3 separate regions of the Homo sapiens genome follow, and all the other regions are linked to region 2. The links are chromatin loops, found by intact Hi-C in ENCODE. Cell type or tissue: HCT116. All regions are shown on one strand.

Region 1 (8,000 bases), 190 kb after region 2:
TAGTCTTAAAGGGAAAACATTACTAACTACAACTGATTTACTCAGTTCTAGAATTTGAGACCTACATTACAATGCCTGGGCAATAATTTATTTAGTATTTCCTCTTTGACAAAGATGAGGAAGAGTCTTCTGTGAGAATACTTAAAGAAGATTATAAAGCCTTTATATGGCTGGGTGCAGGTGCCTTTATATGGCCTGTAATCCTAGCACTTTGGGAGGCCGAGGTGGGTGGATCATTTGAGGTCAGGAGTTCAAGGCCAGCCTGGCTAACATGGCGAAACCCCGCCTCTACTAAAAATACAAAAATTAGCCGGGCATGGTGGTGGGCACCTGTAGTCCCAGATACTTGGGAGGCTGAGGCAGGAGAATCACTTGAACCCGTGAGGTGGAGGTTGCAGCGAGCCGAGATCATGCCACTGCACTCCAGCCTGGGCAACAGAATGAGATTCTGTCAAAAACAAAAAAACAAAAAAATAAAAAAACAAAGCCTTTATATTATAAGGCTCAACTCTAGGACCTAGTATGTTGCTAGATGTTTACTAAGGTGAATGCCATTTGGAGTTTTAAAAAATCTACTACTGCTCAAAACCATTATGGTACACAACTAGATTTTTTAAAAACCTATTACTACCAAAGCTTTTGTAGATGCCAAAATGCACAGCTACTATACTACTGCCTAAGGGAGTAGAAATTCGTTTTTCAAAAATTTTAACTCATCATGGCAATTAAAATACACTAACATTTTCTGAAAATCAATATTTTTAACAGAAAATGCTCTAAAAAACTGAAAATATAGTTTATTTTTAAACAAATCTAACATGTTTTTCTGTGCAGGAGGAGGTTATATAAATACAACATTTCACTTGAAGATGGATGACATAAATAAAAAAATATCAGTTAAGGAGAAAAGGAGCAAAGGCATTTGTGAAGCTAAAACTAGTGAGCTTCAATGTCAAATCCTTATTTGCTACGATGAAATATAAATGCTTTGTTATTCATAAGTTGCTAAAACCTCCTAGGAGCAAAACCCTTAGAGGTAATGCTATAAAAAAGAAGAAGAAAGCAAGCCAATATAAGATCATTACAGCAGTTAGTAAATAACATGAAATGGGATGAAACTAAAATTATGGCAGGTTGATAGATTTCATAAACTCAACATTAAGAAATGTTCTTAAATAAAAGATGCTATGTGAAGAAAATATTCAATGAATTAAGTTCTAAAAATAAACCTGCAGACAACTTAACCTGAACGATACCAACAAAAAAGAACTGAGGTCATACTAGACCAGATATTAGCACACCTGTTTGGCATCTTTCATCACTCTGCCTTTATCATATAATGGCACCAAGAATAGAAATCTTTAGTTGATTTCATGGTATTCAGATTACTTCCTTGAATTTGATGAAGATAAATGTTTCAGTTACTTTCTCATCTTCTTACACAGGATGGAGGTACTAAAAGAATTTTCCAATGTGTTAGAAGCACCAGATCTAGATGTTCAAAAAGCAGTATCTCTTCTGTGAAAGTTGATGTGGCTGAAACTAGTGGTATCTTTCACACTTTGATGTTCTTGCTCACTGTAAGAGGTTAGTTTGTATTTTTTGCTTGTTGTGCAACTCCAGCTGCAGAATTAATAATCATCAACCCTTTTGGGACGTACTAACTTGGACATGTTAATAATTTTCAGCCCTCGTGGTATATGTTAAATTTGTTGTGGCTGCTTTGATTTCACATGTTGTTCCCAAGAAGCTGATTGGATTGTGGGATCAAAAGTTGTTCCAAGGGCCGGACGTGGTGGCTTAAGCCAGTAAGCCCAGCACTCTGGGATGCTGAGGCAGGTGGATTGCTTGAGCTCAGGAGTTTGAGACCAGCCTGGGCAACATGGTGAAACCCCCATCTCTACAAAAACACAAAAATTGGCTGGGCATGGTGGTATGTGCCTGTAGTCCCAGCTACTGGAGAGGCTGAGGTGGGAGGATTGCTTGAGCCTGGGAGGTAGAGGTTGCAGTGAGCTCTGATTGTGACTATGGCACAGTACTCCAGTCTGGATGACAGAACAAGACCATGTCTCAAAAAACAACAAAAAAAGTTGTTCCAGGGTCCAGGTGTATGTATTATCATTGCTGCTGAAAATAATTTCAAATAACCAGAAAATTTTAGTTTAGTAACCTAGTTTTTATATATAACATATTTTTATATATTATTTTATATACTTTGTTAAATGGTATGGGAAAATCAAAAGAATCATAATATGTAACTACCAACTCCAATAAAGTAAAACTTAGCTTAGGGACAGAGCATAAATACATAAAAGGATGTGGGACAATAATATACGTGACGAACAGTGAGTGAGTGTACCATGCAGAGGGTCATGAAGTCACAGTAAAAAGAGAGTACAGTGACCTCAGAGGAGCAGAGATGACTCAGCAGAAGATAAAGAAATCAAACTGATTTTTTATTTTTTATTTTCATTTTTTGTAGGGACAGGATCTCACTGTGTTGGCCAGGCTGATTTCCAACTCCTAGCCTTAAGTGATCCTCCCACCTTGGCTTCCCAAAGTAGTGGGATTACAGGTGTGAGCCAGGACATCTTATTGAAACTGAGTTTTGATGGACGTAAAGAATCAAAGTTAGTGGCCTCGATGGAAGGATGATGTATCATAAGTTGAAGAAACAGCAGAAACAAATGCATGGAAGCAAGAAAAATAACTAAGTTATGTTTGGGGGACAGGATGTAAAGTTCAGAAAGATAGGTTGGGATAGTCTAAATGACTAGGGGTGAAGAAGGACTTTGGGTAGGGGGTAGTGTTTTGAAAATGATGTTTTCACAGTATTAGCCTGGTGATGGGTATGCAAAACTCTGGAAGTGAGGCGAGGTAGAGGCAAGAAGACAAGCTTTTGCTTTTATACATCATATTTAATTTTTAGCATTTGCAAAGGAAAATCACAAATTGCCAACAAAAAGGTATCCTAACTGGTGCAAAGAGAGGAATCTGGCATCTGATTTCTCAAAAAAAGCCATTAAAGAAAGCGCTGGTAAAAAAAAAGTAATTTGACTCGTGACGAATAGATAGCAGTCACACCATAGCATTAAAATACTTAAAAGGGGGTAAAGAAAAGTTGAAGAGAAAAAGGAGAAAAAATTGTTACATAAATAAAAATAATTTATGAAAATCTCTATTCTGAAGGGACAAGGTTTGATTATATTATTTTCATTTACTCTTCTCCTTAGAATAGTTTGAAATTCAATCTCACACAAGTGATTCCTACGAACAGATAAACCAAATAGTCAGATGCTGGCATCAGCAGCAGCTCATCATATTAAACAAAGCTTGCTGTGTGTCAGAAACAAAGCTCCTTTTATAATTGCATATGCAGATAGATTTTCAGGATCACTTGTGCTTGGTATGATTTTTCTGACTTCCAGTCACTTACTATATTTTTATTTCTTAAAGAGCCATTTTTATTTGGGACAGTGTCTTGAGGGTGAAGACTAGGTAAATGGGACTCTATGTCCTTAAAGAAAAGGACATATTTTAAATCTTTTCACTACAGAATGATCTTTGGATTGAATTCATTGCATTATTTAATCTACCACCTCTCAATAAAACTTTAAAAATGCCCCAACTGAATTGTAAACTCCAAGAATCTGTAAGTTCTTGTTCAATAGTATGGTGATACATTCCTTTGTGTAGTTTCAAAATGTTCAGTGGTGTGGATGATATTACTACTTAAAGTTTGATGTTACTCAGACTGGACAGAATTCTGTATCAGTTTTGCAAAGACTCAAAACACTGGCACTAGGATTATTGTGTATAGAAGACACTTTTGTTTAAACTAAAGTCGATAAGGAACAGGCATGATAAATCATTTCCTCCAACATCACTTCAAGTCAACACTTCTCTAATGCCTTAAACAAAATAAAACAGACAACAAAAAAAGGGACATTATATATAGTAACAAACCACAGAGCAATATTAGCCTTCTATTATTATATACAGCTATAACCTTAACACTTAATTCAGATATTTGCAAAATTACCAATCAACTCTTTCAATGAAACCACAGAAAAATAGTCCGTCAGAATACCACTGATAAGCAAATGAATGTCATAATATTCAAGGATAAATATCACAAAATTAGAGGACATCTATTATTTGCTGAAGCTATATTAAATAAATGAAATATCATGAACAATTCCCCTACCCGCCCCCCACACACACCCAACAATGCTTTGGTTTTGAGAAGATCAAGTCTGCTCCTACTTAAGACAATGTGTAATATTTTTCTACAGAAGATTGCATACCTGATGTGTTAGCAACTCGAGACTGCTATTTTTATGCTGTAAAGGTTTAAGGTCTGCTGCTACCCATTATAAACATGTGATTTACTGCTGTTTTATTTTACTTGTTAAGAATTAAATTTAAAACAAAGGGCATTATTTAAGGGTTTTAATATCCGAATAAAGAAATAGAATCAAGCTGTAATATAATTGTAGAATGGCAACTTCTAACTATGAGGAAACAATTTTTAAAAACCTACATATAAAATCCAGGGATTATTATTCTATGGCTGGAAGCTAGATTACTTATCTGTAGCTTCACTATGCCTCAGTAAGTCACTGTATCCTATAGTTCTGCTGCTCTATTTTTGGTGTGTATGATTCATTCATTAGTTCATCAAACACTGGTTAACCTTCAGGTGCCACACTCCTGGAGCTCTAGTAACAAAAGATAAACAGATGCAGGGGATATGGTCTCTGTCTTCAAGAAACTCACAGTTCAGTTGGAGAAACAGTCATGTAAACACATCATTATAATGGAGTGAGACATGCTAACAGATGCTTGTAAGGTGGGGCTGTGATGATAGACAAGGCATGTTTGCTTGGGGATTCAAGGAAGACCTTAAACAAAGAGTGGCTTATAGGCAATATTTTGAAGAAAGAATTGGAATTACCAAGGCAGGTCCAATAAAAATCACACAAATAGTGAAATAGTTAAATTAGTCAGTTAAATAGATAAATAATTATGTGAACTAAGCGATTAAGATTCAGGTGCTATTCACAAGTAACACCCTTTTTGAAACACACGAGCATAGCAGAGGATAGACAATGTGAAGCAGAGAACCTAGCTATAAATGTGAAGCAGGGAAGTGACCCCTGGAAATATATTCAGTCCTATTATCAATCTCTAAAATACAGAATCAATATATGAATTCACAGGATTTTTGAGGAAAGTATTTGAACCTGTTCTGTGAATTCTAAAGTATCCTACAAATGTTATCTACTTAATTACACCAATTTTTGTCCAGTGAGTGTAGAAGTAGAGGTAACTTAATTATAAAGATGTGCTTCTTAGAAATGGCAAGACAAATTTTCACATCCCTCTTTAGTATAAATATCATTTCAGTAAATTATGAGATGCTTACCATAAAATCTTTTTACATCACATTATTGTCATTAATGTCCACAGGCCTAATCAATACTTGAACAAGGGCAATCACAATGAAGCATGGATCATATTTAGAAGACATCTTTTACAACCGAAAAGTCTCTGAACAGAGGACAGTCCTTGCACTCTGAGTATATATAGTTTTATTTTTCCTCATTATTCTATTTTATTTCTGAGCCAATGTAACTGTCAGTACAATTATTGTGTCATGTAAAATTTATTTTCCAGACTTGCCCCCACCTACATATTGTCAGTATAACAAATAATAATATTGTAGTCTACATAGCAGAGTACAATGGTAATAGAATCAACATCCAATTCCAAAATCAGGATATTTTTATAAGTTTTTTCTCGAAATTGATGTGCAATGAATCTGACACAAATCCAGTGTTTGGCAAAAGCCTGCCTGAGGGTACTCTTCTCTGTCTGCTTCTTGCTGAAGCATATTCTTGAAGCCAAAGTATAGACTGAACACAGGGAACTTCAAAAGGAACTGCTGAGTCCTGCACCTCCTGTCACAGCCAGAGAGATATGCCCATATCTCTCTGTAATTATTGATTTATTGACCAATAAAGTAGACATTTGTATTTTTGCCACTCAGAATCCACTTCCCCTATTTTTAGTGTAAATATACTATTTTACTTCAGAAAACTACCCCTTTCAGCTTTTAGGCTATGATGTGTCTGCAGAGATAATCCCATCCCTAAGCTTGGGGTAGACATTTGATTTGGGCCTAAGCCAATCAGAATATATTATCTTTCATGAAAATGATTGGTTCAAATATGTCCACGTGACCTCACTGGAGACCATGTGACTATGCTGGAATGGCTATCAGGTACTATATTTTAATCACAGAAAGATATCGTGTCTGAGGATGGAAAGAGAGATCAAGAGATGAAGAGAGTCAAACAGGGCCCTGATGAAGGCGTCTGACCCTGTAACCAGCCATGCCAGATCAAATTCCAAACTTTTTGGACACCTAATCTGATGAACTTCTCTTTACCTAAACCTAATTTGGGTCAAGTGTTCTGTCACTTACAGTGCAATGAACAGATACAATCAATATCAACGATTTAAGCCCTATCCCTGTTACTAGCAAGAGAAAGAAATGTAGCTTATTTCTTGCCTGTTGCTTCCCAGGCTGCCCCACATTGTCTGTGTCACTCTTGCATATCCATGCCTGGTTTCTCCTAACTAGGGCCTATACCTCCTATCACTGAACTTGTAAATCACACCCTAATAATGACTTGGAAGAAATGGGTTATACTTACCTATAACACTCACAATTACTCTATTCTCACTTTTGCTTGCCTGCCTTGAAGCCCCTTTCAAGTAGCAATATAACCAAACACCGCATGTTCTCACTCGTAGGTGGGAATTGAACAATGAGAGCACATGGACACAGGAAGGGGAACATCACACACCGGGGCCTGTTGTGGGGTGGGAGGAGTGGGGAGGGATAGCATTAGGAGATATACCTAACGTTAAATGATGAGTTAATGGGTGCAGCATATCAACATGGCACATGTATACATATGTAACAAACCTGCACGTTGTGCACATGTACCCTAAAACTTAAAGTATAATTAAAAAAATTACTTTTAAATGATATCCACAGCTTGTTTTTCTGTTTCTGGTTTACAGTTGAATTATACATATCATCATATTTGTCTTTGTCCTGACTATACTTTTATTCTCAAAGGGCAATTTGTCCTTTTACATTGTGGAGCTCTGCTATGACAACATTTTCATATAATGTTCTTTCCAGATTGTTTGGAAGAAGAGCTTACACTGCAGTGGGTTAAGTGCGATTTCCTTTGCTGAGTGGCAATAGCAACCTTACTTACAGAATTAAGCTTTGCCTTTTTTTTTTCTCTCTCTCTCTTTTCAACAGTACTAGTGGGATGCTTTCTCCTGAAAAGCTGAGTATCTGGCATATGGAAAAATCAACTATTTGTAGTAAAAGCTTGAGGCTTCCAAGGACTTTTGTGGGCATCCCATATAAATTCAGTGAGTTGGAATTAACAGGTCTGTCCTTGCATAAATGAATAGAAAGCCTGCAAAGTAATTCTTTGCTAATCACAGCAAATTAGTCCTGAATTCTACTGACATGGAAAGATTCTAACTGGCATCAAGCCTGAAGACTAAAAATAATTATATTGCCATGGATTAGAAAGTGTCAATATTTACATGCCTTAGTGGGATGTAATCTTTATTGAAAACAGAATGACTAAATTTTACCCAAAATTGTGATACTCTGATTGTTAACATGTTTTTGGACTTGATAGATGTATACCTTCTTGTCTGAGGACTGAGTAGAGCCATAAAGAAATCCAGAAACATCTCTCATTAATATTCTACCTTTCAAGACTCCTGAGATATTCTTTTTCTTGTCATTTAACAGCATTTAGTAGTTAATAATAAATTTATTTTACATATTTTCTGAAAAATATTTACTGTACCAATCTTTAACTAGATAGTAGAGATACAATTATATGAAAGAAGAAAAAGTCCCTTTCTTCATGGAACTAATATTCTAACAAATACTC
Region 2 (8,000 bases):
TCACAGGCAGAGTCTTCAACATTGACATTTTGAGTAACAGTCTGTCAGAGGAAATCCAGGTTTTTCTATTACACTCCTTGAAATTACTGCAGCCACTGTTTATGGCCCAGTTCCAAAGTCATTTTCACATATTTAGGTGTTTATTACAGCAGCACCCCACTTTCAGGTACCAAAATCTGCATTTGTTTTCTATTGCTGCTGTGACAAATTACCAGAAATGTAGTAGCTTAAAGAAACAAAGATTTATTGTCATATAGGTCTGGAGGTCAGAAATCTGAAATAGGTTTCACTGGGCCAAAATCAAGGTGTCAGCAGTGGCCTGTTCCCTCCAGAGACTGGAGGGTGATGCAATTTTCTTGCATTTTTCAGCTTCTAGAGGAGAACTTGGCCCATGACCCCTCCTCCAATTTCAAAGTCAGCAAAGTAGCATTTTCTCTCCCATTTGACCTCTGTCCCCAGTGCATTTTCTCAATGACTTTTTACTTCCTGCCCCTATCACATATGAATTTTTGTGATTAAATTATGCCCACTCAGATAATGCAGGGTAATCTGCCCATCTCACGATCCTTAATTTAATCACCTCTGCAAAGTCCCTTTTTCCATCAAATAAAGAATCATATTCACAGATTTGAGGATTAGGATGTGGACATCCTTGGGTGGCCATGATACAGCCTACTACAATATCTAAACCTTAATATTCCAGTTCCTAAGCACAGTTCCAACAGCTTGACATTCATTTTTATTCAAATGCTTTCTTGGCACTTTGAAATCAACAGCTCTAAGAGCAAAGGCATATTTCTACCAAGACCAATTAATCCTTCTGATATCTCTTTTTGTTAATGATCTAAGTGGCAAATACAATATATTCCACTTCCATAGTATCTGTTACACAAATCCTTTTATTTCGAATCCCGCTGCCACCTGCATTAATTATCATGTCATTACAGCTTCTCTGGATAATTATTTTATAAGTCATGTATTTTAGCTATTTGTCTGCCTATACCTTCAGATTATAGCTCCTTTAAGGGCAGAAAACATGCTTTGATCATCTCTTTATGACCTGCAAACTTAGAATAAAATCTTATGTGCTTGCATAGAAAGAAAAAAAAGAATTGTCTGTAATTTCATTTATATTAGTTTTGCACAATTATTTACAAATATCCCAGATATACATACGCTGAAAAGCACATAGAAACAAAGACATTTTCAGCCCAAATGACATTTTTACTCAATGAGATTCAATTCAACTCAACATCATGTATGCACTTAGTCCATAGCAGACGCTATACTGTATGTTAGAAATATATCAATAAGCCAGACAAGTTTATTGTCACTGAGAGGAAAACACCAATAGAAAAACAACAGTTCCAATTTGTTGGGTGCTCTGATAGGAATAAGTATGGTGTCCTGTGAGTACAGGATCATGTCCCCAAGCCTTTGAATAATCTAGCTGAAAGTCAAAAGCAGGGAAGGCTGTTAACCTAAGGAACAGAAATGAAAGACAGTTCCATATCAGAGCACTGTCAATGCCTTTTAAAAACTTTACATTTATATTTGCATTAAACATTTATAAAAGTACACACCGGATATTTTACATTTAATTTGGACTTTTTTAAAGTCCTCAAATATACTTTCTCGAATCTTTTGAAAATATAAACTTCTTTTGAAAAAAGAAGAGAAAGGAAAATAAGAAAGAGGAAGAGGAGGAAACATTATAAAAACAATCTTAAATGCTTCCTCTAAAAAGCCTATAGAAGTGGCTTGTAGTAAGTCAAAATTCCTGTACATGTTTTTCCTATTTTTATATGAGAACAAATCTCAAGAAACAGCATTTTCCACTTGTTTTATTACATAGAATAGATATAAAGTGGTTTAAATTCTGTTTCTCAAAAAAAACCAACTCTTTCTCCCTCATGGCATGAGAGCTTATAAAAAATAAATTTCCAACAAGTTTCTCAGAGGTATTATTAGGTAGGTGTTTATTTGCTATTAAAATTACAAGCAGTGAGTTCCCTAATTCCCTTATTCTTTTTTATCTAGGGTAAAATAAATGAAAAACATCACCACAGATAGCAAAATGTTTTGGCAGACTCTTCCTTATTGTTTCTGTGTCAGCATTTTAATATTGCTCAGACTGAGTTCAAGAGGGTCATGTTTTAATAAATGTGGGAGCATGTAAAGGCTTTTATAAATAAAACTAAGCCATCCTGCCTTTTGTCAGGTTGTTTATGTTGCACAGAATGTTCCTTTCCCTTGCTGTACTGATCACATTATATTCTTTTATTTTCCTAAGCCCCAACTTCACAACATACTAATGGATCAAGCCTATTTCACACCATGTAATACCTTGCATTATATAAGTGTTTGTTTACAAAGGCATTGCCTTAAAATAGAGTAGTGGGAAAAGACAGTGCAAAACACCAATTCTACTACCTAATATCATTAGTGGAAAAATTTATTGTCACTGGAAGTAGTGTATTGCTGACAACAGCTTTGGCGAAGCCACATCTGTTTATCCTAATGCTTAAGGGGTAAGATGTGTGACACGGAATGAGAATATGCCATTTGATTTGCTGCTATTACCTGACTTCAAAAACAATGGGTAGGTGCATAAATAAAGGCAAACCATTATTACAGTGCAGCAACTGGACCTCCTTTCAAAAAGCTGAAGCTTTAAACAGACTGCAGAATTGCTGTACCATGGTAAACAATATTGTAATACATTCTCTTAATGTCACAACTTCTCATTCTCAAATAAAAATGCTTTAAAAAAACTTTTAGACATGACTCTTAAATGTCATTTTTAATGTGAATTTCCTTTTATTATTTTATAAAAATCAAGTCAGATAATGTCTATCCTTTTAAGCAACTTTTCTTTCTAATTCATTTATCGGTGTGTGATATAATAGTTTATTGAGAAATCACTCTATTTTGACAAACAAATAATATTAATGGAGGCAGGGAAATACCGGGTAGAAGAGGGTGGCTCCCCAGCAAAGGCCTCACCCTCAAGCCTGGAAATTCACAGCCTTAAATGGGAACAAGCATTCCTGTTTTTGCACCCAAATTTGCCTTTTGGCCCACTACACCCCTCCATCCTGTACTCATATAAACCCCAAACCCCAGGATCTACAAACAGATGAACAGAAGAATGGAAAGGCAGAGGAACAGAGGAGTGGCACGGCAGAGAGGTGAGAAGAGAAAGAACATCTGAACATCAGGTGGAGTTCGTCTGGGGATCATAGGAGAGGGGATCAGCCGCAGGACAGCCAAACTCCAAGGAAAGATCACCTTCCCACTCCATCCCCTTTCCAGCTTCCCATCCATCCTGTTGAGAGCCACCTCCATCTGGCAGTAAAATCCCCCTAATTTACAATCCTTCCTGGATGCCAGATGAGAACGCAGGTCCCAAGAGGGCACTGAGCTGGTTAACACTTAAGCTGTCTGTGAACATCAGAGCTAAAAGAGCACTGTGACACACCCTCTAGGGCTTTGGGAGTTGCAAGCACCCACCCCTAAATGCTAGCATGGAGGTGGAGCCCCAAAGCACTCTCCCTGGTTCCTCTGGCTCCTGCACCTGCCCATCTGTGTGTTGCCCCTCCTGTAAGGGATTTGAGCATGTGGCAGCCCAACAGATGAGCTTATCCCTGTTGCACATCCTGCAAAAGGTCAGGGAACTCTCCCATTTTAATACGATGTTTTTACCAAATATAAAAGTTTTCTGAATGCCGATTGAGATGAAAGAGAGTCCCTTTGAGGTTTATGTTTGGTTTTAAAGAAATATTTGATAATTTCAAGAAACAAATGATGTCCTAGAAACAATATAAGATTATAAGTAAAACACATGTTCGGAGATGAGTTCTCATTCTGAGAACCAATATTTGTCAAAGCCAGCATTTGTCATTCATTCTTACTCAACTAAGTCCACTCTGGAATTATCCAGAATCTACAAATATGTCTTAATGTTAGAGTGCTCTAGAAATAATACAAAGAGTAAATTTATAAAATAGTACCATTTTAATTACTGTTCTTTATATGCAATCATTCGCATTTCTGAGAAGAACTGTTACACATTTTTTTTTAAAGAGACAAGTCCTCATTATGTCATTCAAAATGGAGTACAGTGACATTATCTCAGCTTGCTGTAACCTCAAACTCTTGGGCTCAAGTGATCCCAAGCAGCTGGGACTACTACAGCCATGTACCCACACGTCACTATTTTTGTTGTTGTTCTGTTGTTCTTGTTAGAGAAGGAAGTCTTGCTATGTTGCCCAAGCTGGTCTTGAACTCTTGGCATCAAGCAACATTCTCTTTTCAGCCTCCCAAAGTGTTGGGATTACAGGTAAGAGTCACCCTGTCCAGAGTTGTTACACATTTTTTAAAAGGACATAATCATAATAAATCTAGACATTTTAGTTATACAACAAAATTAAACTATACAGAAGATAAGTCTGTTTATGAAATTATTCCCCTTAGTCTATACCCATAGTGGCTGTGAACAAACCAGGTGCAAACCCCAAATTGTCACTCACTAAGTAATTGTCATGTGCCAGGTACTGTGTTAGATCATCTATGGGATTCATAAAATTACAAAACATAGCCAATGCTCAAAGATCACTTATCCAGTAAGAAAAACAAAAATACAAATAAGGCACTGTAAGCAAAGGTAATGTGTGCTCTGAGAGAGTAAAAATTATTGGGAGTAGAACAGAGAACATTTGATTCTACCCAGGAAGGTTGGAAGAATTCCACACCTTAGAGGATGAGTAATTTGTAAGTCATTGAAGAGATCAAAGAGAATTCAAAACAGAGATAATACACAGAATGAAGATATTGGCATGATGTTACATGGAATATTCTGGAAAATCATGAGTCACCATTGTTAGAAGTGGTTACAGTGTCTGGCAAGTGGGGCAAGGGATCATGATTATAAGTAAATCTGGAAATGTGAAAGGTCCCTCCCTTTATGCTATCCACATGTGTTTTGAAGAATCTGAATTAGTTTGAAACAATGTGTACATGTATTTCACATTATCTATTGTTGATTAGAAAGAGGCATTTAAATATCAGGGAACCAACATAAGTTTAGCATCAACTCACTACCACGTGCTAAGCACTAATGTGCTCACCATTCATTGTCTGCTTTGATGTTCTCCACTACCTCACAAATTTTTATTTCTCCTGTTTGACCAGTCAAGAAGCTGAATCTTACAAAGTGGAAATACCGTCTAGGACTGTCAGAGTCTTATAATAGACTAACAGCATAAGCAGCGTAGACTACTGATTAGGAATACGAACTCTGGAGCCAGACTGCTTAGGGCCAAAGCCCAGCACCCACACATGCAAGGTTTGTCATTTTGAGCAACGATTTAATAATCTCTGTGACTCACTTTCCTCTTCTATAAGTGGAAATAATGATAGACCCTACTCCCTGGGGTTGTATGAGGTACTACGGATATGAAAGATGACACAAACTACCTCTCCAAAGGAAAATAAGACTTGAAGGTGAAATATACCCTCCCAATTGGAAATGTAAATTTCTGTAAATGACAATGACCCTACTTTAGTCTGTATTGTGTGTCATCCCCACAAACTTCAAATTTTTGCATCAGCATATCTCCATTTTGCCAAGGAATTTGAAATTGAGAGAAGCCAAGTAGCGTTATCAGGTTTCAACAGTTATAACCATAACAAAATTGGAAGTCAAATAAAGGGCTGCCTTCATGTGGTATCTGTGCAGCTTTTGCTGCCATTCTATCAGCCTGGGTCTGTTTGAGACAGTCCTCGTGGCTTCAGGGGCCTGGGGCAGAGGGTAGAGAAGTCGTCATAGAGATGCAAGAAAATTCTTTTAAAGGGTGAATAAGAACTGAAAATGTATTCAAAGGCAGGGAGAGTTTGCCAGGGGGAGGAGAAATCATGTGCAAAGAGATCCAAAAGAAAAAGTACATTCAGGGAACAGAGAGCCTTGTTTTGTTGCTGATGCTCGTAATGCTGGTGATGAGGTGGAGGGAGAAGGCGTAGAGAGGTAAACAGGTGGCAAAGCTTATGTGCCATTCTATGGCTTTGATTTTTTTTCACTCAGAGCTCTGGGGAGTCATTAAAGCTTTCTGAGCTGGAGAATGGCATAATCAGATTTGAATTTGTAAGAGCTCATTCTGGCAGTGGTGTAGAAAGGGCTAGACTGTAGACAGGGAGATTGGTTGGAAAGCAATTTAATGAATTGAAGCCATTGGGAAGGAAAATTAAAGGAAAGGGTGAGGTTGCAGAAATATTCAGGCCTTTTTTATTTTTAATTTTTATGGATACATAATAGTTGTACAATTTTAAAATATAAAATAAATATATTTCTATAGCAAAAAAGGAGAAATATTTAGTTCTAAAGATTATTTTATTTTTCCAAAGGTAAGTGACTCCCTCATGTCCTTTATATTCTCTGGCTTTCTCATAATACCTCATGGGCCATTGTGTCCTAGCTAGAACTGTCTTTCTGAACAAAAGATAATTTATTTTCCTTTCCACTTTCTTTAATTAGCTCAATTTGCTTGTGTTACTTTTCACTATTTATTAAAATAATACTTTCAATTTGTTTAGGTGTTTACATTTAAACAGACGCATTTTTGAGAACTCTTCCTTAATCAGAAGATTTTCTTTTTAAACGTAGAAGTAAAAGCATCAAATTATGCCCAGGAAGAAAAAAACCTTAAGAAAGGTTTCTAATGTGCTTGAAAGATCTCATACTTGAACTTAGAAATTTTCATCAAAAAGTTACATAGGAGCAGAGAAACATTGTCAAGATTTTTTTTTTTTTTTTTTTAGATGGAATCTCACTCTGTCGCCCAGGCTGGAGAGCAATAGCACAGTCTCGGCTCACTATAACCTCCGCTTCCCAGGTTCAAGCAATTCTCCTGCCTCAGCCTTCTGAGTAGCTGGGATTACAGGTGCATGCCACCATGTCCAGCTAATTTTTGTATATTTTTAGTAGAGATGGGGTTTCACCATGGTGACCAGGCTAGTCTGGTACTCCTGACCTCAGGTGATCTGCCCACCTCGACCTCCCAAAGTGCTGGAATTACAGGCATGAGTCACTGTGCCTGGCCTTTGTTTAAACTTTAACTTTAGATTATTATGGTACATAATAGTTGTATATATCTGTGGGGTACATGTGATGTGTTGATACAGGCATACCTTGCCAAGATAAGAGAAGGTATTCATTAAACTCATATTGTTTCTCAATAATGGACTATATTGCTTGTACTTGAATCAATGATCTTGCAGATTCTCTGTCAATTGCATAATTTCATTTCTAATTTAATGGTTAATATGAACATTTCAATAAGCTAAAATATTATAACTTTGTTACACATGTATTTATTTATATTATATTAGCAAATGGCAAATACAGAAGTATCCCAGGCCTCCTTCAAAGTCTGAAAGGTCTTGCCTATCTATTTATTCAACAGCCAAATACTGAAACAGGTAAAAGGGGATCCCCAGAGAATCTTGCACGCACCCAACAAGTGTTTACATCACATATTTTTGTGCAGATGAGGGAACCTGCCCAGGGCTTGTCTGGGCATGCCCACAGAGGACTGGAGCCTGAAATGCTCACTGGGGAAAGTGGGTGGAGCCATGGGGAATTTGCGGCTTATGCAGGGGAGGGGCCTGCTCTCTTCAGCTCCTGTGGTGATCTGTGAATCAATCTGTGAGATGGGGGGCTTCTTAGCAGAACTCCATCTTGCTTTGCTGAGGTTTTTTTTTTTTTTTTTTGCCTTTTCGCCCAATAACATCTTGCTCTACTCACCCTCCAATGCGTCCAGATGCCTAAATTTTCTTGGTCCTATGACAAAAAGCCAGATCTTAGCTAAACTAAATTCTGCAACATGGGTATAAAATCCTATATAGGGATTGTTTTAATTGTGAAAGATACAGTCATTAATTTACTCATCAAACTTAGTGCGTGCCAGTCAGTGTTGAGTTGTTAAACGTAGGTAGACATAGCC
Region 3 (8,000 bases), 150 kb after region 2:
TTTAGTCTTTAAGATATGCTTTGTCCATTTGCAGCCTTTCACGGATTTGTTATAAGATGTCCTTATGTAATAGCCAGTAAGTAATAGTCATAGAGCAATCTGTCATTTTAATGCAAAAATCTAAATGGATGGGGGTTCAGCTTTCTACTAGGACGTCTGGAATGTTTCTGTTCTAGAGATTGTTGCAGAGATCTGCACAAATACAAATATTTGGTCCTGAAGATGCTATTGGTTTTCACAACTTCATTTACTGAGAGATTTCAAGAGGGTGGAATCATCACCATGTTTTCTCTTGAGTAATGGTAATTTACAAATGGTTTTCACGTATTTTATTTCACTCAATTTTTCTTAGGATATCAAAGAGGCAAGTGTTATGATCAGTATTTTGAGGATGTGGAAATTGTACAGATGGAAGTTACAGCAGGTTCCCAAAGACAGTGATAGAGCCTTGAATGCATGTCTTCCAAAAACATGTCCACCATAAAGTTGAGTAAAATGGAAGGTAAAGATCGCTTACAAATTCCAGTTATTAAGTGATGAAACACTCACACTACACTGATAAAAATTTATAATCAACTTCTATATTATATTGTGATCTTTTATTTTATTTACAGTAGGCTTTCCCATATTTAATTTCACTTAATCCTCAAAAAAAGATAGAGGAAAGAAGTGACGCTTTGGCTCATGTGGTTGCCTTTCAACGTATAACTTCTCCAAGATCCAAGAATTATTAAATTGATTATAGGAGAAACCAAAGATGACTTGCAATGTAGTGGATATACTTGCACTGATGCTTTTAAGAAAAGCTTACGTTTAAGTTTTAAGTTAACAAATGTCTTTTTCAAGTAATGTGTGTGTGTGTGTGGAAAATTCACTGCACCTTGCACTTTATTTCTATAAATTCAAAATAAGGCTGTAGAAAACAAATATGGGCCTTATGTTGTTCAAGAAAATCCTAGCTCTGTATGGTATTCTACTGCCTCAAGAAATGGACTCAGAGATGTATATTTTTAAAGAACACAAAAAAGTAGAAAGAAGGCTGTAAGTCATTTTCTCCCTACCAAATTTCATTATGCTTCTTCTTAAACAGGAGTAATGCAAACAACAGAATTTACCTTTTGACTACTGCTTACAGCAAGAGGGAAGCAAACAGTGCTGTTATTGATACCCCTTAAACTATAATGAAATAAATGTAATGAAAATGGATGTTCTTGCTATTTTTTAGTTGTCATACAGCTCTTATTTTAGGAAATTCAAAATAATTCCTTGTGGTTTACAATAAACACCATTCTATCCTGTTTAAAAACCAGGCAATATCTGAGGGAAATAAGGATACATCATCCATGTGCCCATCACTGGACCACAGATTCCCTACTGCACATTATCTGTGCACATTATTCATTGGTGGATAGATGCAGACGCACACTCTTAATACAGAAGTGGGACAGCCTGGTTCAGACAAAGCTTTAAAATGGTCATTCACAGATACAAGATAAATGACAGAATGCAATATTTTCGTCTATATAAAGACAAAATTGTGTACTAGAACTGGACCAGTCTCTGGTAGAAAGTGGAAATTGCTCCCACACATTTCCATCCAGTCATAGAAATGAGAACAAACTAAGCATAAAGTGGTGATTGCTTTGAAACATTATCAGTGCAAATGGCCAAACAACTTGGAGAGATAGGAAAGGTCAATGTAATTAGATTTAGAGAGGCTGGTCCCTCTCTAGGTCTCTAGTTTATTCAACCGATTTATAAAATGAACTTTGAATAATTAGAGGCTCTTAAATTGCATCTATAGGTTGCCTGTATTAAACTGGAATTCCTGGAAATGTATGCAGAATTGTGTGCAAAATCGTGATTCTGGGCAAATGTGTAATTTTCCAGCAAAAAGGTCTTTAACCCCCACCATATTCACAAAGCATCTCATAACCTCACATCAGTTAAGAACCATTGGTCTAGATGATCTCTAGGAGCCCTTTCAATGGTAATATTCTGAGATTTTAATACAACAAATAGTTTCAGAGAAATGTAACCCATTCTCTCTGGAGAATAAAAATGTTATCGCTGCTGATAGGTTAGAATCTGATCTTATGTTTGTAGCTTTTTCTAATTCCTCAGTTTTTCCTTCCCCAACGTCTATCCCTAGCAGGTTCTTTGAATTTCATTTATTATTTCAACTTCATAGCTAACAAAGATAAAGATTTTGACATTTACCTTTTATATTTATACGGAAGAGAATAATCTCATTTCTTAGAGATAGAAATACGTACATTTTAGACTATGTATATATAGAAAATATTTGTTGATTACTTTTCTTATTCATAAGAAAATCCTATTGCACATCAACATTGTACCAGGCACTTCTTCAAACAGGGAATTAGGCAATTTCTCAAAATGTAAAATATATGGAAAATCTAAACACGTGCGTGGGGGAAGAATAGCTACTCCATCAGACAAGAAATTACTCAGACGACCACCAGAATGGAAATCATCGTACTTCAGATTGAGCTTGATTATGATTTCACAATTCAACTATTAAAAATACTCCTAATTTTTCATTTCCTTTAATCATGCAAGCATTTAGCTCTACTCTTTAATTATATAAATCCACAATCTCACTCCCTATGTTTCTAAGTTGTAAAATTCTTGAGTTAAGTGGAAACTTTATTCACAAATGTCAAAGTGGAGTGAGAATTATATATTTTTATGTATAATTACATATTATGCTTTGGTTCAGTAAATGTTCCTCACAATAACTGATAGAAGATTAGTGGGAATTAAACTAGGATATAAAATTCTTTTTCATCAAATTCATTTTTATGCTATCCTTTTCATCTTGCAATACATAATAGTATGGTTCATTCAAAATACAGACCTTAAACCAATTATTGATTAATAAAAGTTTGAAAAATCACTGTAAATCCAGGTGATATTTAGGATAACTTAAGTAATTCAATTTTCCACATTAATCTGTTTTCATTTTATTAATATCACAGGAAGGAATTCAAGTTCCTTTTCAAATTAAAAAGTATATTTTCTCATTTTTTATATTTTAATATATTTCTATAAAAGTTCACAAATCAAATCAATAAGCATATATACATATATATGTCATGTAGCTATTTTAATATCTTTTACAGGTAAGAAGTATATGAATGCTAAAAATGCACACTTTAAAGCTAATTTAAGTTATGCATCTGATATTTTCCATTGATATTCTTAATAGGTTTGGATGCATCTATCAGTCAGTGAAGGCATTTCATTATTTCCCATGGTGGGTCATAACTCCTCAGCAAGCTCTGAAACTTACCTTTAGGTTTTGGTGACAGGATATAATAAAGACATGTCCAGAAAAGTTTTTGGAGAAGGAAAGTCTAAAAAATGAACTGGGCTAGAAATGAATGTTGAAAATGACTAATCATTATCTCACTCAAAATACTCATTATATTGAGACAAATTATTAATGTACTTCATCAAGTGTTTTTCATAAAGTTGCTTTTAACTACAACAGTTTTGTATCTTTAAAAAATGTAGATACATCATGAGCTTTGAGGAGGCATAAAAATGCATCTAAATAACACTTTTCATAGGTATTCTGTAATGGAGACATGGAGTTAAACTATTGACTTAAGCATTAGTCAATACATTTTAGAACAGAAAAAAATAGTCAAGAAATATCTTTAAAAAATACTATGCTTCTCATCAATTTGTGAACTTCAAAGATTAAAAAACAATGATCAAAATATATGAAAGTTGATGTTGAGTTATAGAGGAAGAAAAATATTTTTGGCATCCTTAGATTATATATCCGAATTAGTGAAACTGCAAATATTCTTTGTGATTGAATTACCTTTTTACAAATATTTGTTTGCATGTATATTAAAGACAGTTTACAAGGTTTTTGTGGGGAAAGAATTCCTTTTTCAATGGTTAGAAAGAATGAGTAAGGCCTAGTATTTGCTAGCACAACAGGGTGACTATAGTCAAATAATTTATTTGAACATTTTAAAATAACTAAGAGCATAATTGGATTGTTTGTAACACAAAGGATAAATGCCGTAGGTGACGGATAATCCATTTACCCAGATGTGAGTATTATGCACTGCATGCCTGTATCAAAATATCTCATGTACCTCATAAATGTATACATCTACTATGTACCCACAAAAATTAAAAATAAACATTTTCTAAAAAAAGAATTCCTTTTTTTTCATAAAGTCTTTCAGAACCATGTATACATTTAATGCTTGCACACTTCCAAGGATCCTCTCTCATTAGGCCTACTTGGCATAGGTACAATGACCTGAATAAGCTATAAACTGGCAGGTTATTCCTGAAGGCCAGTTCTCATAGCCTGCTGACTTGGCATTTGGCCACCGAAATCAAAGGAGAGAAAGGGGTGATGACTTGTGGTTTGCCTATGTACACGACATCTGAGTCAGGTGTTTCTTAATCACATCTTTAAGGGTAATTATTAGGTCAAATTACATCTGACAAGCCACTCTAAAAATCTTACTAAGTTATCTGGGGCCTGTAAAAGAAAATTAGCAAATGTACTCGACGGAAATGTTTGAAAGCTAAAATGCTGAGCTCATTAACAGAGCTGATTTTGCGGATTTTTCCTTGTCGTAATACTTCGAGAGTTAGTTGATGGTTCTCTGAATATAATGTTACTTCTCCATTACCTAAAGTTACTATTCAAAGAGCATCACTAAGTAAAATTGTGGGGAAAAAATGAAAATTGTTACAGGGAGCTTTTATAAATGGCTTTAGAAATTCTCAAGTAAGAAAACATACGTAAATATGTCACTATTCTGAATTTAGCCTTAATATTTCTACACTGGGAATTTAATATTAAAACATGGTTATGATTTAAACTCTTTTTGATATTTTATATCTATATAAACAGCATCTAATATACAGCATTTTATATACAGCATCTAATATAGCACTTTTCAGTACAGAGATTAATTTACAATCTTACCCAGCTTCACACAAAAGTAATGCCAAGAAAAATTAAAAAAATAAGAAAAAAATTTTCTTGGCATTTTATATTTTGGTAAAGTATCCAAAAATCCTTAAACTGTTAAAATAGCAGGGTGGCCTTTAAAAGGCATATGTGTTTTTTCTGTATTTATTACAAATTCTTTTTCTATTCCTAAAATATATTATATTATGTTCATTGTAAACTGTAACATTTTTATGGTTTATAATATAAACATAATGTTTTGAAGACATAGTCCAATTATACCTACTGGTATGTAATTTGGCCAACTTTTGCCAATAACACAATGTCCCTGCAGTGTGGTCATTTTCAGTATGAGAGGTGATGAATGGCCAGAAACTCACTTATCTAAAGCAAACAAGTGGTGCTCTTAGCTATTTTCTGACTGAGTCAGAATTAGAAGATAGCATGCCTGAAACAGTCAAAAAATGTAGTGCAAACACACCATATTAGGAAGTAAAGATAGAATACCTAAAGTGTAAGATATTTTTAGGTGTTACACATGATATACTGTAACATGTAATTAAAATAATTAAAGCATAAAAACATATTTTAACATTATTATTGAAAACATTTAAGATTCTTGGAGCTTTTATTACACTCTACTACGTAGGTGAAAAGAATTACGGTTACTTATTTTTAAAAGATGACTCATAATTTGATTACATTAAAAAACGGCAGAAATAGATACAGAAATTCTAAGAGAGCAGATGCACTTGTTTGACATTTTTAAAAAAACAAATACACTCTTTTAAAAGACTCAGCAATAATGTTTTTAGGCAAAATCACAATATAAGATGTTCTCTTCATTGCTAGTTTTGGTAATTATTACTGATATGTTTGACTTATGTATGTTTTACCAGTGGTAGTTGAAATTATAAAGGCCATTAAATAATAACTCTTGCCTTCACGAGGCCTAGGAGAGAGAAGGTGTATACAAATACAACACAAAGCAAAATTTATGACGTATGAGATATAAAGAAAGGCCCAGGGAAAGCCAAGGGAAAAGTGACTAAACTTTCTCTAAGTAGTTGTTTTATAAATTCAAGTTCACCCAAATAACTATGCTGCTCTTCACGTAGCTTGTAATCTGTTGATAGAAGTATTAACAGGATAACAGGACACCTAAAGTCATATACATCTCCCAAAATTAACAGAAAATTAACAGAAGCAAACAGAAGCAATTCTATTATCCTCTAAATAGATAATAACAATGTCCCCAATGGATGCTCTGTGTAAACATGTGAGACAAATAATCTCATTATGAATGTCTACTATGGGCCTAAAAACACACATTCAAAAGGTACCATGGCTTTTTGAATAAACAATATAGCAAAGTAGATAGAAACAGAATCTGGAGAAAGGGTTCCAATTTCGAATCAATTTACTAACTGAGTGATTTTTGGCATTACACCTAAAATACCTGCCTTAGTTTCCTTACAAAAACAATTAGAGATCCTAACTGCATCTACTCCTTAGAATTGTTATAAGAATTAAATGAGTTAATAAATAAAAGCATTTAAAGGAGTGCTTTTATTGTATGATCATTATATTTCTTCCCTTAACTACTTATTGAGCACCTACTACATGTTAATAATGATTATATCCCACTATTAATATGTGATGCTCCAGAAAACTAAAGTATAGAACTTTCCAAAGTAAAAATAAAATGTTTTAATGTAATTCGTCTGAATGCAAAAACGGCGACAAGATGAAATTCTGAATTAATCGACATTTTAGTTCCCTTCATATTGGTTTCCATGTTTTCTCAATGTGTGCAATTAAAGGAATGGAGGTCCTTTCACTAACAGCTGTGTATCCACTATTATTTCTCCTACTGTGTCATTGTTCCTGCCCACCATTCTATGTCTCTTCTCATTAACACAGATCCTTTCCATGTCAACAACTATCTATCTCTAGATACCAGACTGGTTCCCTAAAAAAGATGCAGGTCCATTCTAGTAAAGGTATTATTTTAATGTACAGAAAAACATGGTTTTTCTGAGAATATCAGATCCAAATATAAACGCATAGCATTGTATTTGAGTTTTTCCTTAAGAATAGTATCATTCATCAACCTTTTCATATAAATCTTCCTACTGAATATCACACAGCCATCATTCTATTATCTTTATAAAACATAATGAATGACAGGGAACACAATGAATTCCAAGTGTGAAAAAAAGGTGCAGACACCACAATGAGTAAAAAGATTTTGATCTACCCATAGCTAGCAGTTGACGTACTGATGTAGAAATTATTCGAACAGGGTGACTACCTGCTGTATGTTTATTTACTACCACCATCGTGAACCATGCCATGTAATTAATCACACTCCACACTAGCAGTAAGAGAACTTGCTCCCCACAATGCAGAGAACAGTTATTTGCCTCTCTCTCACTTCACCTTTCTGCAACTCTATTGTGATTTTGTTTCCAGAAAGGCTTCTGTCCCTGCTGTTTGGGGAAATGTATCTATAATGTCTTGATCCAAGAATTTCATATTCAACAGATGGTATTCTTGGCTATGTATTCACTGTGGTTTCTCTGAGCAGAGCTGAGTGCTTAATATTGCTTGTTCTCTGCCAATCAACTCTTAGTCTACAAGTGAATTTTGATCAAATATGTATTATTCCTTGTGCTTTTGCTCTGACCCTTTGGAATTCTGATCTTTATCTGGCATAAGCTGTTAATATGCCAGGTATGTTATTGTGTGGTCCTGTTTTAAGATAGATGCCATGAATACATATTTATATTCACAGATAAATAAGAAATGTATCTATACCTACAGAGACAGAAACATAAACATATAAATATCCCCACAGAAGTTGATTCTTTCTGAAAGTGGAATTTTCTCTATACTACTTTTCTCTGTACATACCATATAATATACCTCTGTCCTCAAATCTTATATAAGGCAAAACAAAATACTTATTAAGTATGATAATACATTTAGGGTCAAGCATTTTTTAGCCTACAAATCTCTGGGT

What was found. A loop is a pair of places that touch in the nucleus more often than their neighbours do. Peaks named below come from ENCODE experiments on the same cell type or tissue, not always from the same donor. Only the 100,000 strongest peaks of a DNase experiment are listed, where the experiment ranks them.
Region 1: a loop joins it to region 2, with 4 times the contacts of the local background. A loop is called at or near these places in 3 of 110 quality-filtered maps.
Region 3: a loop joins it to region 2, with 4 times the contacts of the local background. A loop is called at or near these places in 2 of 110 quality-filtered maps.

Annotation. Positions count from the first base shown.
Region 1 is chr4:31,048,050-31,056,049 of GRCh38, reverse strand. The region is part of intron 2 of PCDH7 (protocadherin 7); the gene reads right to left. Among named protein-coding and RNA genes, the nearest start is that of LINC02497, 120 kb to the left of the region's middle. In HCT116, no CTCF peak of the experiment used is centred here; a DNase peak (open chromatin) is centred at 4,745; H3K4me3 peaks cover 1,079 bases; H3K27ac peaks cover 8,000 bases.
Region 2 is chr4:31,234,254-31,242,253 of GRCh38, reverse strand. No RefSeq gene overlaps it. Among named protein-coding and RNA genes, the nearest start is that of LINC02497, 67 kb to the right of the region's middle. RefSeq lists enhancers at 4,495-5,694, 7,463-7,642, 7,051-8,000. In HCT116, no CTCF peak of the experiment used is centred here; DNase peaks (open chromatin) are centred at 4,823, 5,283 and 7,603; H3K27ac peaks cover 6,116 bases.
Region 3 is chr4:31,086,458-31,094,457 of GRCh38, reverse strand. All of the region lies in intron 2 of PCDH7 (protocadherin 7), which reads right to left. Among named protein-coding and RNA genes, the nearest start is that of LINC02497, 81 kb to the left of the region's middle. In HCT116, no CTCF peak of the experiment used is centred here; DNase peaks (open chromatin) are centred at 4,387 and 5,367; H3K4me3 peaks cover 359 bases; H3K27ac peaks cover 7,918 bases.